Regions from separate parts of the Homo sapiens genome. Here all the other regions are linked to region 1. The links are chromatin contacts, found by Hi-C or POLR2A ChIA-PET in ENCODE. All regions are on one chromosome and are shown on one strand. Each heading gives the region's core, a stretch centred on a gene start or an enhancer-like site at or near the end of the contact. The rest is flanking DNA. Distances are from core to core; before and after follow the strand shown. Region 1 overlaps LRRC9 (leucine rich repeat containing 9). Region 2 has its middle 39 kb from the start of DHRS7. Region 3 holds the start of DHRS7 (dehydrogenase/reductase 7).

The links. Hi-C counts contacts between places; a loop is a spot of excess contacts on that map. ChIA-PET counts read pairs that join two places held with the same protein, here RNA polymerase II (POLR2A). Pooled maps may share reads with other maps.
Region 2: a loop to region 1 is called in a map with no recorded cell type, with 6 times the contacts of the local background. The contact joins two enhancer-like sites. A Hi-C loop is called at or near these places in 2 of 168 maps with a recorded cell type or tissue (kidney and pancreas), 1 of 37 single-sample maps with no recorded cell type and 2 of 50 pooled maps. POLR2A ChIA-PET finds 5 or more read pairs at or near these places in 1 of 52 experiments (WTC11).
Region 3: a map of dorsolateral prefrontal cortex shows a loop between it and region 1 (13-fold over the local background). The contact joins the promoter of DHRS7 here to the enhancer-like site in region 1. A Hi-C loop is called at or near these places in 43 of 168 maps with a recorded cell type or tissue (B cell, CD4-positive, alpha-beta memory T cell, CD8-positive, alpha-beta T cell and 33 more), 31 of 37 single-sample maps with no recorded cell type and 39 of 50 pooled maps. POLR2A ChIA-PET finds 5 or more read pairs at or near these places in 19 of 52 experiments (A549, BJ, CD4-positive, alpha-beta T cell and 14 more).

What each region holds. Positions count from the first base shown.
Region 1 is chr14:59,963,204-59,967,898 of GRCh38, forward strand. LRRC9 (leucine rich repeat containing 9) reads left to right here. Exons shown (of 33, transcript NM_001395648.1): 11 at 3,386-3,562; 12 at 3,893-4,010. Among named protein-coding and RNA genes, the nearest start is that of LRRC9, 45 kb to the left of the region's middle. RefSeq lists an enhancer at 2,084-2,143. Within about 2 kb of position 2,013, at least 15 of the 41 ENCODE cell types and tissues checked have a DNase peak (open chromatin) inside an H3K27ac peak, as active enhancers do; they include B cell, CD4-positive, alpha-beta T cell, CD8-positive, alpha-beta T cell and 4 more, where a contact is called at or near this core.
Region 2 is chr14:60,202,107-60,206,801 of GRCh38, forward strand. No RefSeq gene overlaps it. Among named protein-coding and RNA genes, the nearest start is that of DHRS7, 39 kb to the left of the region's middle. Within about 2 kb of position 2,859, at least 2 of the 41 ENCODE cell types and tissues checked have a DNase peak (open chromatin) inside an H3K27ac peak, as active enhancers do.
Region 3 is chr14:60,163,476-60,168,170 of GRCh38, forward strand. It overlaps DHRS7 (dehydrogenase/reductase 7), which reads right to left and starts at 1,923. Exons shown (of 7, transcript NM_016029.4): 1 at 1,702-1,923. The coding sequence starts at 1,834. RefSeq lists enhancers at 1,387-1,446, 1,637-1,686 and a silencer at 1,887-2,156.

The sequences.
Region 1 (4,695 bases), core at 763-3,262:
CAACAACAAAACACTGCATGTTTCTAATTGTATGTCATTATCTCTTAGCTTCATTTCTTTTATGAAATAAAATTATTATATTTTCCAGTTTACAAAAATCTTATTTTATAGAGACATGCTAGTTGAGTGGATTGTTGCTACTATACCTTTATTATTATAGATTTGTATTATTTACCGATGTGTTGCCAATTGAGTTACCCATTGACATCATACAACATTTATCAAGTAGGGACTTCAAAGCATAAAAGATGCTGTCCTTGTGCCTGAGAAGCTGTCAGCCTGGTCATAGATACAGTGTATTTACAACTAAAAAAAAAAAAACACCTTTAAAATACGACAAAACAATATATAAGTGACTCTGTAAGTTCCTTTGGGGAAGATATGATGTTTTGTGTCTTATAAGACATAACATCTAGCATGGGACTGGATTAATAGCCCAGTACATATTTACTAGTTGAAGCTTCCATATCACTTTATAGATACACAACAGTTTTGCTTTGGTGTATATAATGACTTTCAGTAATTAATCTGCCTCTTTATAAAGATTTCATGCTATACTATCTCAAGGAGCTACATAAGCAGAAACTTTCTGTTTTACAGGGCTTTGAAACTGTTGATTTAAGTCAGTAAGCCTGTAAAAGTATTTATTAAACCTTTATATAGGATTATAAAGTATATTTTAATAGATTACATTAAGCTTCAAACATTTAAAAACGTGTGTAGCCTACATTTGCTAAATGAGCACATTATTGTATATTAACAAAATGTGTAGGCATCTTTCTGTGTAACTGAATATATTAGTCATTGATATATATCATTGTGAATGTTTATACCTTCAAGTACCACTGAATGAATGAGGGTAAGGTACACAGTTCAGCTGACTCTAAAGGATTTGAACAGGAGTTATGATTAGTTTAGAGACCATACAGTGGAGAATATTGAATCCTCTACTGTAGGTGAAGAGTCTGAATGTAATTTGGAAGGTAACAAATGGCTGCAAAGGCTTTTGTTTTGTTTTATTGGCAGACTCTTCACCTACAGTAAAGGATCAGTGTTCTCCACTGTATAGTTTTAGACTATCATAACTTCTGTTCAACTCTTTTAAAGTCAGCTGAACTGTGTACCGCACTGCTCTTGAAGCAAACGCAGTACTCCACCACATAAGTGGTTTTGTTTGTTCTGTTTCCTTCACCCAGAATGCTTTTGCATACCTCACACTTACTTCATCATTGCTCAGCTGCTGAATTCCTGGGCAACATAAAATCTCCATGAAAAAATCACACTTCATAGCTCCTGCCTTCCTGGGGAACCAGCCTAGGAGCTAGGTATTGTTTATTCATTCCTTCCACCCATTCATGAGACGCCTCAAGCCCAATATCCCCTATATAGCAAAAACTTTATCTAAAACGCCTACAGCCCTAGTTTCTATCAGAGTGCAGAAAGCTTCCAGGACATGTTACTTAGGGGAAATTTGACAGATTTAGGCCCAGCAAATGATCCCTCTATAGGAGGGGCAGTAGCTTCCCCACCTCAGATGCTAATGTGGCTGTTTTGTAGGTACTCTAAACTGGTTAGCAGGCATCATGCTTGATTGCAACACTATTCATATCTGTCTCCTCTACCAGACTGCGAGCTCCTCTGGGATTAGTTTGGTTTAGGCAGCTCTCCTTTCAACTCTAAGGGAGAAGTAATTTATAAGATCCTGGCTGCATTGATTAAGTATTTGCTTGTGAGAAATATAGATGCCCTAAGTTAGGAGCTCAGCTATTAGGCTCAAGGAGAGACTACCCATCAGGAAGCTCACCTCTGTGACCTTAGCTCACACCCATTTCAGACCCTGGTTGATTATGTAGGTGAGGACCTAGATCTTTCATTAAAGGCAAATGTATTCCTTATAAGACCATTTACTTCCTTCTCAAAATGATCCGTTTTTCAATCTCATCTTAATCTAGGTTCTGTGCTAGACAGGACCGGAATTTTATGCGTATGGCCAGGTGAGGGCAGCAGAGAGCAAACAAGCACTTCAGTGTTATTTTCACACAGCTGGCCCCTGCTCCTCCTCCTCCAATTTTCAGATCAAATATCTTAACGTCTCTGAAAGGTCGTCCCCAAGGCCCTATCTTAAGTAGGTCCCCTTTGCATTCCTTACCCCAAGCTTCTCTTCAGAGCCTTTTTCAGTTTAGAAATTTTATTTCTGGCTTTACTTGTTTAGGCTTCATTAGAGCAGACAATGCCTCTTTCACATCCGTATTCATTGTCAGGAAGTTATTTCAGTAGTCCAATGAGAGATCGTGGTGATTTGGATTAGGATGGTAACAGTGGTGATGATGAAACACGATCACATTCAGGATGGATTTTAGATGTAGAGCCAGGCGGACTTGCTAAAGAATTAGATACTGGGGCCGGGCGCGGTGGCTCACGCCTGTAATCCCAGCACTGGGAGGCCGAGGTGGGCGGATCACGAGGTCAGGAGATTGAGACCATCCTGGCTAACACGGTGAAACCCCGTCTGTATTAAAAACACAAAAAATTAGCCGGGCGTGATGGCGGGCGCCTGTAGTCCCAGCTACTCGGGAAGCTGAGGCAGGAGAATGGCGTGAACCCGGGAGGCGGAGATTGCAGTGAGTGGAGATGGCGCCCCTGCACTCTAGCCTGGGCGACAGAGCGAGACTCCGCCTCAAAAAAAAAAAAAAAAAAAAAAAAAAAAAAAAAAAAAAGATACTGGTGAGGAAGAAAGGAGAGGATTATTCCTACGGTTTTGACTTAAGCTATCAGTTAAATGGTGGTGCCATATACTGAGATGGAAAATACTCAGAGGAGCAGGTTTGGGGTGCAGTGTTAGTTATGTTAGGTTGGAGTCACCTGTTTAACATGCAGATGGACATACCAAGTAGGTAGTTGGATATTCAAGTCTGGGTATAACCAGCTAAGTTGAGTAGAGATCAAGACTAGAAATAAAATGTTGTAATTTATCAGGATGTATATAAAGCCAAGGAACCACGTGAAATCATCTAGGGAGAGTGTTCGTGGAAGCAAGAGGAAGGCCAAAGGCTGATCCCTGGGCAGTTCAACATCTAAAAGTCTGTCTGAGAAGACCCAGCAAGAAAACTATGAAAGAGCAGCCAATAAGAGGAAGGCGTATGAAGTTTCCCTGAAGCTAAGAAAGTGTTTCAGAAAGTGAAGATTGCTCAACCAACCTGTCTTCCAGGCAGAACAAATGTGCAATAAATGAATAAATAAACGGAGCCACTATATGATTACTGTATCTTTAGCAAAAGACACAAAATATGAGCTATAACTTTTATCACGTAGTTTTCTGTTCTTAAACATTTTAAGGAAAATCTATTATTTTCTTCATGTATATTCTGTATGTATTCCCACATAGGTTTAATTTCTGCTATGAATTAATTCTGTCACGTTTTTGTGCCTGGGACTTCAGAACATACGGTATTACAGGAGTAAAAGTAAAACGCATCATTAAAGTTAACAACCGTATTCTGAGACTAAAATTCGAAGAGAAATTTCAAAAGTTTTTGGAGAATGAAGATATGCATGATTCAGAGTAAGAAGCTGAATTCTTTATGGAACAACTTTACAAAAGTGTGACTGTATTTGTAAAATTTCTATTTTAAAAGTTTACAGCATTAAAAATATACATATACCTTGTTAGTAAATGTTTCCTTTTTATGCATCTCCCATGGCCAGGATGACCTCATAATTTATCCACATTGAGCCTGTTTTTGAGGTTGAAGGCAGGGGAGCTATTAATAATGACACTAGAACATTGCATGTCAATGACAAATATCCCTGGCAGGACATATGGTTATCTTATCTATGGCTAAGCTTTTGTGAAATCAATCCTCAAACTTTTTCTGTTTCAATTATTCTTAAGGAGCTACCGAAGGATGCTGGAATGCCTTTTTTATGTTTTTGATCCTGAAGTTTCAGTGAAGAAAAAGCATCTTCTACAAATACTTGAAAAAGGATTCAAAGACAGTGAAACAAGCAAGGTAGCATAAAATGTCATTTAGAATAATGCTTTCTTCCTAGCAAGTGGAGCTCTGCCGCTGGTTAAGCATGATTTCCCAATCCTTTTATCCATATTTATAGTAAATTTCTACTGCTGTTTCACAAAAAGCTTAGTGTTATCATGGAAAGTATAGCATCTTTCCTCTTTGGATTATACCAAAGTAAGCCCATTAATTACTACTGCCTGACCCTACGTAATCCTTCTAGGCATCTTATTTTTATGTTGTGTTCCTTTTGTTGATGGTTTTGAAATCTGCTTTTTAAATTGGTTATAAATCTTTAATCTTTTGTAAACTCTCCAGTCTTCACCTTGAAGCAATTCAGTCACTTAACTCCACTGTACTTTCTAGCTATTGCTTTCCTTTTACTGCTACCATTTCTTTATTCTCTACTTCACTATCTCCATCTTGCTGCTGATCTTGCTTTATCATTGGTCACTTCTGATGCCCCAAGTATCCAACTAATCTTTCTCAGACCTCCACCATCTTGACAAGGCAGCTGTAGCACACTGGTGTAGAGCAGCGCTTCCCAACCTTTTTCACATCATGACACACATAAAATGATAATATTCCTGCATTTGGATCCCGATTTCACTCCTCACCAGCTATGTGACTTCACCTCTCTGTTAATCTGTTTCTTCCTATCTGTAAAATGAAGATAATAATA
Region 2 (4,695 bases), core at 1,609-4,108, 240 kb after region 1:
ATGGTAAAGGAACTGCTCCGTATCTTGCTTATGCTGGTGAATAACCAAACCTACAGATGTGATAAAATTGTATAGAACTAAACACACACCCATATGCAAATGAGTACAAGCAAAACTTGGGAAATCTGAATAAGATCTACAGATTGTATCAATGCCAATATCTTGGTTGTGATATCATAGTATAGTTTTGCAAGATATAACCATTGGGGGAACCCAGATAATGGGTACAGAGATCTCTCTATTATTTTTTACAATTACATGTAAATCTATAATTGTCTCAATTAAAATTTTAACTAAAATGATAATACATGCCCTCTGTAAAAAAAAAAAAAAGAGAAAAAGAAGAAAATCAAAATAATCCTCAATTTCACCACTTAGAAATAAGCAGCTGCTAAGACTTTGAAACATATTTTTTCATCCCTTTAAGAATTCATATTTTAAAATGTTGGTATTGAACTGTTTTATAAGCCAGTTTTTTTTTAACATCGTATATTCTGTTAAGTTTTCCATGTTATTAAACAAACTTTTTTTTTAGAGGCAGCGTCTAGCACTGCCACCCAGGCTGGAGTGCATTGGCATGACCACGGCTCACTCTAGCATCAAACTCCTGGGCTTAAGAAATCCTTCTGCCTCAGCCTCCCAAGTATCTGAGACTACGTGTGTGCACCACCATGTCTGACTTTCTTTTTTTTTTTTTTTTTTTTGGTAGAGATGGGGGTCTCACTGTGTTGCCTAGGTTGGTCTTGAACTCCTGGCCTAAAGCTCTCCTCCTGCTTTGGCCTCCCCAAAGTCCAAAGTGCAGGGATTACAGGCATGAGCCACCACTCCCTGCCAAACACATTGTTTTTAGTGACTGTATATTATTCCTTCATATGGAAAATCCAATCTATTTATCCAATCCTTTGTTTTGTTCTGTTTTTTCCTACTATGAGAAATGTTCAGTATCTTTAAAGATAAGCCTTTGGCTACATTCCCAATTATTTCCCTCTGACAAATTTTAAGAAGTGGAATTACTAGTCAAAGGCTATAAGCATTTTTAAGACTTTTGACACACCACTAAAATACTCTGAAGAAATGTTGTAGCAAAATACACTCCTATTAACAGTACTTGAAAATATCCATTCCCCAAACTCTCACAAATACTGGGGATTATAATTTACTAAAAGTTGTAAATTCATTAAAAGAGATATAGTATCTCATTTTAAGGGAACTGCATTCCTTCAAATATTAATCTAACTGAAATTTCTTATTTTATTTTGGTCATTTAGTATCTTTTGGGAATTTACCTTTCATGTCCTTTACCCATTTCTCTGTTTCAGTGGGCATCATATTTTCTAACTGATTTATAAATGAGCTTTATCAAGTAATGCTCTTGACCCCATATTCAACTTTTCCCCCGTTCTTTAATTTTTTAATATACAGAATTTTAATAATTGTACATATTAAAGTCTATTTAGCTGTTTCTTTATGGCTTCTCCTTTATTTTTAAGTGAAGTCTTTCCTTTCCTTGATAGCTGATTATAGTTATCTTTATACTCTATCCTTACTTTTCATCCTTTCATATTTTTATTTTGTTTTTACATTTAACCTTTATCCGCCTGTAACTTAGTTTGGTATAAATTATAAAAAACAGATTTGATGACTTTTCCAAATGTCTCACCATTTGTCTTACTACTATTTATTGGGTGGCTCAATTTTTCTTCCCAAATTTCAAATGTCAATCTTGCTAGTACTAAATTCATGTGTGTGTTTGGGGTTGCTTTTAGAGGTTTCTATTCTGTTCCATTGTTCTGTTTACTGTTACTACAGTCTCATTTTATTTCACTGATTGTACTGATAGGTGGTATAAAAGATAGTAATGCCTGGAAATGCAAGTCTTCATTTTATCATTGTTCTTTTTAAGTTTTCCTGACTATTCTCACTGGTATGTTTAACATATTTTTTGCTGACTTGAGCATCCAACAAAATATATATGTAGCTGTGACCTATACTTTCATTTCATCAACTGCTAATTGCACAAGGGACATCTATCGGGTGTTTACTTTGTGCCAGGCTCTGTTCTAAATGTTTTATATGCATCAACTCATTCAATGCTAGCAGCAACCCTGTAAGATCGATACCTTTATTGCTCATGTTTTATGAAAGAGGAAACGCAAGCATGGAGAGGCAAGGTTAATTTGCCCAAGGTCACACAGCTGGCGTGTGGCTAAACTAGCCGTTGCATGTAAATAAGACTGCCTGCCCACTCAACCCAGGCAATCTGATTTCAGAGCTCACTGCCTCTCAAACAGTATGGCAGGGGTTAATACTATCTTGATTCTTTGCTTTAAACTGGAGATACTGTAATTTAATAATCGTTTGATATGCCAAAATGACTACAAACACTGTTCAAATCAGCGTTTTACACACATTCTATAGCAATGTAATACTTTTCCTCTTTAAAGTATTGAAGGATGAAATTTTCTTCAAATTATACAATACTACTTAAAGTGTTAAATTCCAATAAAGGAGAAAAAAAAGGCAGCAAACTATTGCCAGAAGAGCCCTGGATTGAGCAACAGGGAAACAAAAGTTCTAGTCCTTGTTGTGTTGCTAATTAGCTTCCTGCCTCCACCCCCACACGGACACATACACCCACCCAAAATATTGTCCTTATTAGTCTGTAACCCTGGCTAAATTACAATATTACAGATTCATTCCTTCAGGTTAACTCTCTTTCTGAGATGTGACTAGCCCTGGTGACGTACTACTTGTCAGAGTATTGATTATTTGCCCTGTTTTGAGATTTTAATTCCTCTTAATCAGGAACATTGCCCTGACAAGATAGGAGTTGTCATGGTTCAACAGGGAGCCAGGAATAGAAAGCAATGTTATTCTGGAGGCTGAAAGGCTGTGAGAGGTATGTGTGGTGAGGGACCACAGCTGACAGAAACAGGCTATGGGGAGTAGCTTGGGTATCTCAGGTGACAGAGAGTGGTGAGAGGGGAAGCTGAGAGGAGGAAGATGGTCCTGTGGAGGGAATGTGGGTAGAGCCTCCTCTACTTGAAGTTTTCCCAGCGCTGGTGCTGGGCGCAGCCAAGGATTCTAAAAGAAGGCCTTCCTCTGGGGATCAGGAAGGGAGAGGGAATATGAAAAGAGTCTGCCCTCTTGACATTGACCCAGAGTCTCCACGAGTCATTGGAAAAGATGCATGAGAAGCTGCATCTAAGGGCATGCAAACATATACACACAACACCATAAAAGGAGAAAGCTTTTTAGGCTTTCTTCAACTCATCAGGCTTGTGAATTTCTTTAATAAAAATCTCGGAACATCATGGCTCTACCAAACCTTTGCCTATTCGTCATTGCCACAGTGATACTGACTTTTGAATTCCAGTACCAGGGGAAAAAGATGTGTGTGTGGTGGGGGGAGGAGGGAAATAGTATCACCTTTTATGTAAATTCTTACTTGCTCATACAAATACTTTCTTTTTTTTTGTTTTATGGGGGTGTGGGTGGAAAAGTTTCAGTGTTTTTGCTGATTATAGAAGCAGTGAATGCTTACTCTAAAAAAAAAAATCAATGACACAAAGAAGAGAAATTCTGTCACCCTACCACATTGTAGTGTGTCTCTTCCAGATTTTTTTTCAAATTGGATCACACTGTTCTGCAATTGGCATTTTAACTTAACATATACAATAACTGTAGCATTCCATCTCATCTATTACTGTCCATAGTATTCCATTATATGTATGTACCATAATTTATTCAACAAACCAAGCTGATAAACATTTAGGTCATGATAATTTTTTATTATATATCATCCTTGTATTAATTGTTCCCAATGTATCATAATTTCCTAAGGGAAGAGGAACTAAATGACACATGTATAAAATTTTACTATACATTTTCCTATTTCTACAGTTTGTTTATATCTTTTTTCATGTCTTTTGCTGGTATCCAGCTCTTTTGTAGAAACCTCTTAAATTTGTCCTTTGTTCTTTGTTCCACTTCACAATTGGTAGAACACGGGTCAATAGGGAGCTCAAAGGTTCTCAAATTTGGGGCATCGTGTAATCTTTAGATCTTAAAGAAATCTTTCTAGGAGTAGCAGACATCAAGCTACTGGCAAATGAAAATTCTATGTGAAAAGACTACCTCAACAAAGGAGTGAAGTTCTATGTCCTCGGTGTTCTGTCATATAATTACATTTTCATTATGATTGTTCTGGTAAAAATGAGTCAGGGAGAAAAGTGTACCGTTTTAGGCTTGATTACCTAGGATCACATGAGAGTACCTGGGAAGGAGTTGCTGAGACCAATGACTACCCTTTGAACCAAACAATATATATGAAGATCAAAGTTTGGGTGTAATCTCTTCCGGGGCCACTTGGCTGCATTTTTCTTCCTCAGCACATATTGTTCCCTGCCAGAATTAATACATGAGAGCTGAGATTATAAGAAGCCCAACCAAGACCACGTGCATGACATCAGGGCAGATCTATTGGCACCAGTCAAAGAGCAGAGCACAACGTCCGAGCAGATTAGAACACATTACACTTAGTTCGTAGACTGCAGGCTGCACTGAGAATCGGGCCATAGTGACTATTGGAAGATCAATAGGAGAAGAAATAAAAAGAAAGAAAGAAATAGAAAATGTGCCGAGTCAGGGCAGGAGGGTCTTTCAAATCTCCCAAACTGGGGTCATGGTCATCCA
Region 3 (4,695 bases), core at 673-3,172, 200 kb after region 1:
ACTTACTTAGATAAATAGCAATTTATCAAACTACATGTGCAAATTTGCAAATTATATAACTACATAATGATAACAATGTAATTAAATTTAAAATCCTTCAAACTGTTCTTTTCCGACAAAACACAACTGAAAATATTAAATGAATTTCTTAAAATTTTCAATGATCTTAACTTTTAACTTTTCCTTAATATGAGAAAATAACTTTTAACTTAGTAGCTTAGAGATATTCATTCAGATGTTGTCAATAATTTTGCTTTTTAGCACTTGACATAATTTGATGGGTTGAATATTTTTTGTAGGATTAAATAATAAAATATAATCTATTTTCGTTTAATTCTCCAAGTCCAAGTGAACACAAAAGCACTAAAGATCAAACACAAACAACGTCTGCAAGGCAGCCAATGGCAGCCAATAGGCACACATATTCCCCCGCTGAGGTGGAACAATCGATCAAGAGAAAGCCCTTGGTTAATGAAGTTGTGCAGTATTTGGGATTCCTGCTTTAAAAGGAGAAAGCCCAATCACTTGCCATAGTTTTGTAGCACTGCTGTGGCGTCCATGTTGTGTATTTTTCGTGAACTCAATGTCAGTGCTGCACATGCTATACCCAAGAAAACCCAACCAGAAAAATGAAATACTAAGGAATAATATTTTCTCGGGTGGGGTTAAGCTTTGGAGGGGCACAAACCACTGTATTACCAGATTTTTTTTTTTTTTTTTTTTTGTCCACAGGAACCAATTCTCACCTTGGGATCAATATCACCCCCCTCAACGCCCAACCCATAACGCCCCCCCCAAACATAGTCTATCTTTCGAGCTACTATCTCTTCCAAGCAAACTTTGTAACATGCTTTGAGTATTTTTATACCAGAAACTTGGTCCAGGGAAACCCCATTTCCCCAAGTCCTTAAGGATCCAAAGCCTAGCTTTCGGTAGGTCATTTAATTTCTCTGAACATCAGTTTCCCTATCTGGAAAATAAGATTAATAATGCCTACCTTGTAAGAGTTGTTGTAAAAGTTAAATGTTATGTGTGTAAAGCGCTGAGCCAACATACAGCAAATGTACACGATGTCAAATATTAAGCAAGACACAGATAAAGTGAGATAGGCAGTATGCCAATAATGATCTCGCTCCAGCAAACTGCCATTTTTAGTTCTTTCTAGTGTTTGACTAGAATGAGTAAGTAGGTGAAGGACTTCGGATTATCTCAGATTTTATTTCAAAACTGCAGGAGTGGGAAGTGGAGGACAGACTACTTCAGGTAGTAGAACGACCGGGCTTCCGGTACTTACAAAGGAGTTTCCCTTACAAACGCAGGGGGACGCTCACTGTTTCTCAAAGTATCGTCCTCTGAGACAACACCAGAATCCCTTGAGTCCTGCGTAAGATGTCAGAGTCCTCAGGAGCACCGCCGACTCCAGTGCTCTCTTAACAGTTTGGCACTCCCTGGAGAGGTTTCCTAGCCTGAATGGCAAGTCCATGCCATCTTCCGACCAGTACAGAAGACAAAGGGGCTTTTTAGCCCTCGCCTCTTCCTCCCCAACCCGCAGCCCCTGCGTAAGGGGCAGCCGGGCCTTCGGGAAGCTCCACGCAACCCACAAAGGACCCGGGATCACTGCAGAACCCCCGGAGACCCGGACACGCCTCGGCAGCTCCGAGCCCGGCCTCCCACTCGGGAGAGGCTTTGGCCGGTCCTCACCTGGGCGTCGTCCCTGCCACTCGGCCCATAGTAGCGTCAGGTCGCCGTCAGCCCTCAGGAAGCGCAGCAGCTGCACCAAGAGCAGGAGCAGCGCGCACAGCACCAGCAGCCACAGCAGCAGCTCCCAGTTCATTGCGGCCGCGCACGCCCAGCTCGGGGGGAAGAAGACGGCCCGCACCAGAGTCGCGTCGCTGCCCTGCGGGATCGCAGCGCCACCCCTTCGGCCAGCCCAGAGCCGCACTGCCCCGGCTCCGCCCAGGGAGCAGGCCGGGAGGAGGAGCGGCTCGGGCGCGCCGGGCTCAGCACTCGCGGCCCCACTCGCGGTCCTTGGGCGGCCCGCGCCCTCATGCGGCACACCCGGCGGGGCCGGCAGATTGCTTGAATTCAAGTGTCCGAGACCAGCCTGGGCAACATGAGGAAACCCTGTGTCTACCAAAAATAAATAAATAAAATTCCAGTATTTTTAAAGAAGCTGATTCAAACATAAGCTACATATTATACTACGTTATTTCCTCTCTGTACAGGGACACTATCAACGGCCAGGAGACAGATAGAATCATTCTTGCTTGGCCCCTCTTCTCCATTCCTATTCAGAAAGAACATCCCCTTTTCAAGCTTCAGTATCTTTTCATGAGGTCGAGAAAGTGCTGAAGAAAGACTGTGGCTATCACTCAAGACCCCACAAGCCAAGGCAATGGTCCCTCCATGGGGACAAGGTCCTTTTACAATTAGAGAAAAAAAGACTGAAGCCATGTGCTGTGTTGGCACCTTACAACCTGATTCTGACCACACACAAATTTACTCTGGTGTCTGTTTGGCAACCAAAGCCTAGGTTGGTACCAAATCCTCCCCTTACCCAAGCCATTATTCACATCCTAATGTAAACAGCAAATAAAAACAGAGAATGTAATGAAAACACCAAGGTCTTGCCTACTCTAATACACAAAAGAGTAAAATACTGTTTTTGATTAATTTCCGTTTGAAATGACCTTCAAAACATTTAATTGCTTCCCACTAAATACCTACATGTATTTGAGGCATCAATAGTAGCATCTTTCTTGTTTTCAAGCATTTGAAAGCAAGAGGGTTTTCCATTCACAAGCCTCAGAGGGACCCAGTTAGAGTGCATAGAAACTAGGCCATGTATGAGAACGACCTGTGGCCAAATGGAGAAAGTTCTGGGCGTTGATGCAGTAGAACTTTCATCCTCTTCATTTCCTAGAGTACTTTGTGTGCTCTGATGTCAAAGGCTCTTCCTTGGCTGAAACTAAATATGACTTTAAAACAGTCATGGAAATAAAAGAAGCAGTGACTTCCCTCCCCAGTGTTGTTTTCTTTTTCTAGTCTTGCCTGCCAAACTTTTGTTTTTCTTTAAATGTTTTGAAGAATGTTACTTGCAGTAATCAAATTTCCTTAAATAGCTCTTCCTTCTCTTTTTAAATCCTATTATAAACCCCCTACCTGCCTCCCCACCCTCATCCTTCTCTAAAAAGCTTTTTGGGGTTATCTGGACTCAGAGTCATCTTTCCCTAATCTCACCTCTTTTCACAATTACTTCTGAACTATATCTGAAATTGTTTTTTAATTATTTTCAGGGTTAATATAGTATTGTTCCAATGGAACTTTAGAATCCTTGAAATAAAGTAGCAAATCTGATGCTTCTTTTGAAGAGTCTGGAATACATAGCTTAGTGTTGACATGAGAAGCAATAAGCCCACGTTGATTGAATTCTCCTTTCCTTGAAATTTAAACCTCCTTGATAGAGAGTAGAAGGATAGTTACCAGAGGCTGAGAAGAGTAGTGGGAGGGTTGGGGGGGACGTGGAGATGGTTAACGGATACAAAAAATAGAAAGAATGAATAAGACCTAGTATTTGATAGTGCAATGGGGTGCCTATAGTCAATAATAATTTAGTTGTATGTTTTAAAACAACCAGAAGAGTATAATTGGATTGTTTGTAACATAAAGGATAAATGCTTGAGGGGGTGGATACCCCATTTACCATGATGTGATTATTACACATTGTATGCCTGTATCAAAGTATCTCATGTACTCCATAAATATATACACCTACTGTGTACCCACAAAAATTAAAAATTAAAATTCAATTTTTTAAAACCTCCTTGAAGTTCGGAAGTTAATGTTAAAATGAGAGTTGCTAGCATTTAATAAATCAATCTTCTCTAAGTATTATTAAAATGCTTTGAATAAAGTCCGAAAGTCTTTTCTATAACTGGTAACCTTCATTTTTAATTCCAGATGTAATAGAATGGTACCCTGCCTTCCCTCCTTTTAGTAATGGTCACTTTTGATGGTCTGGGGTCAGGCCCATTCATGGCAGCTAAGGCCCATTCATGGCAGCTAAGGCCCATTCAGGTCAGCTAAGATGAAGGCAGTTGTGCGTAAGCAATTGCCATCTTCCATAACAAAAGCATTATACAAAAATAACTTTAAAAATCCAGATCCTCCAAGATCGGCAGTCCCTAGGCGGGGGAAAAAAAGAGTGAGTGGAAACTGTGAGTGGAAACAGGGACTGAGGAATCTAGGGAGGGAATATTCTTCCTCAAGAACAATAAGGGGTTTGTGGTTTTTGATTGAGGATGTTTTCACATCCCTTAGATGCTTTTGGAAATGTGTTGGATGAACAGTGGCCATAGTGCCAGCTAGCCAGGGTGTCATCAGAGTGCTAACGATCTGGGCACTATGTAAAGACATACCCAACAAAGAATTGCCCTGCCCCAAAAGCTCACAGCACCCTTACTCAGAAATCCTGCAACCTGGCCACGGTGGAGAGGAGCTCTGCAATCTATTAGCAGCCTCCCTCCACAAGCTCTGGCTTACACCTGCCTGGCTGTACCCCAGCTACAAGCGTTCAGGTCATGGTCTAGTTTTCTGATATTCTTCAGGCAGACAAGGTCTTACCTAGAGTCTTATTTATAAGAAAATATAACTTACTTTCTTACCTTTAGTAATCTCATGGGATCCCTCAATAGG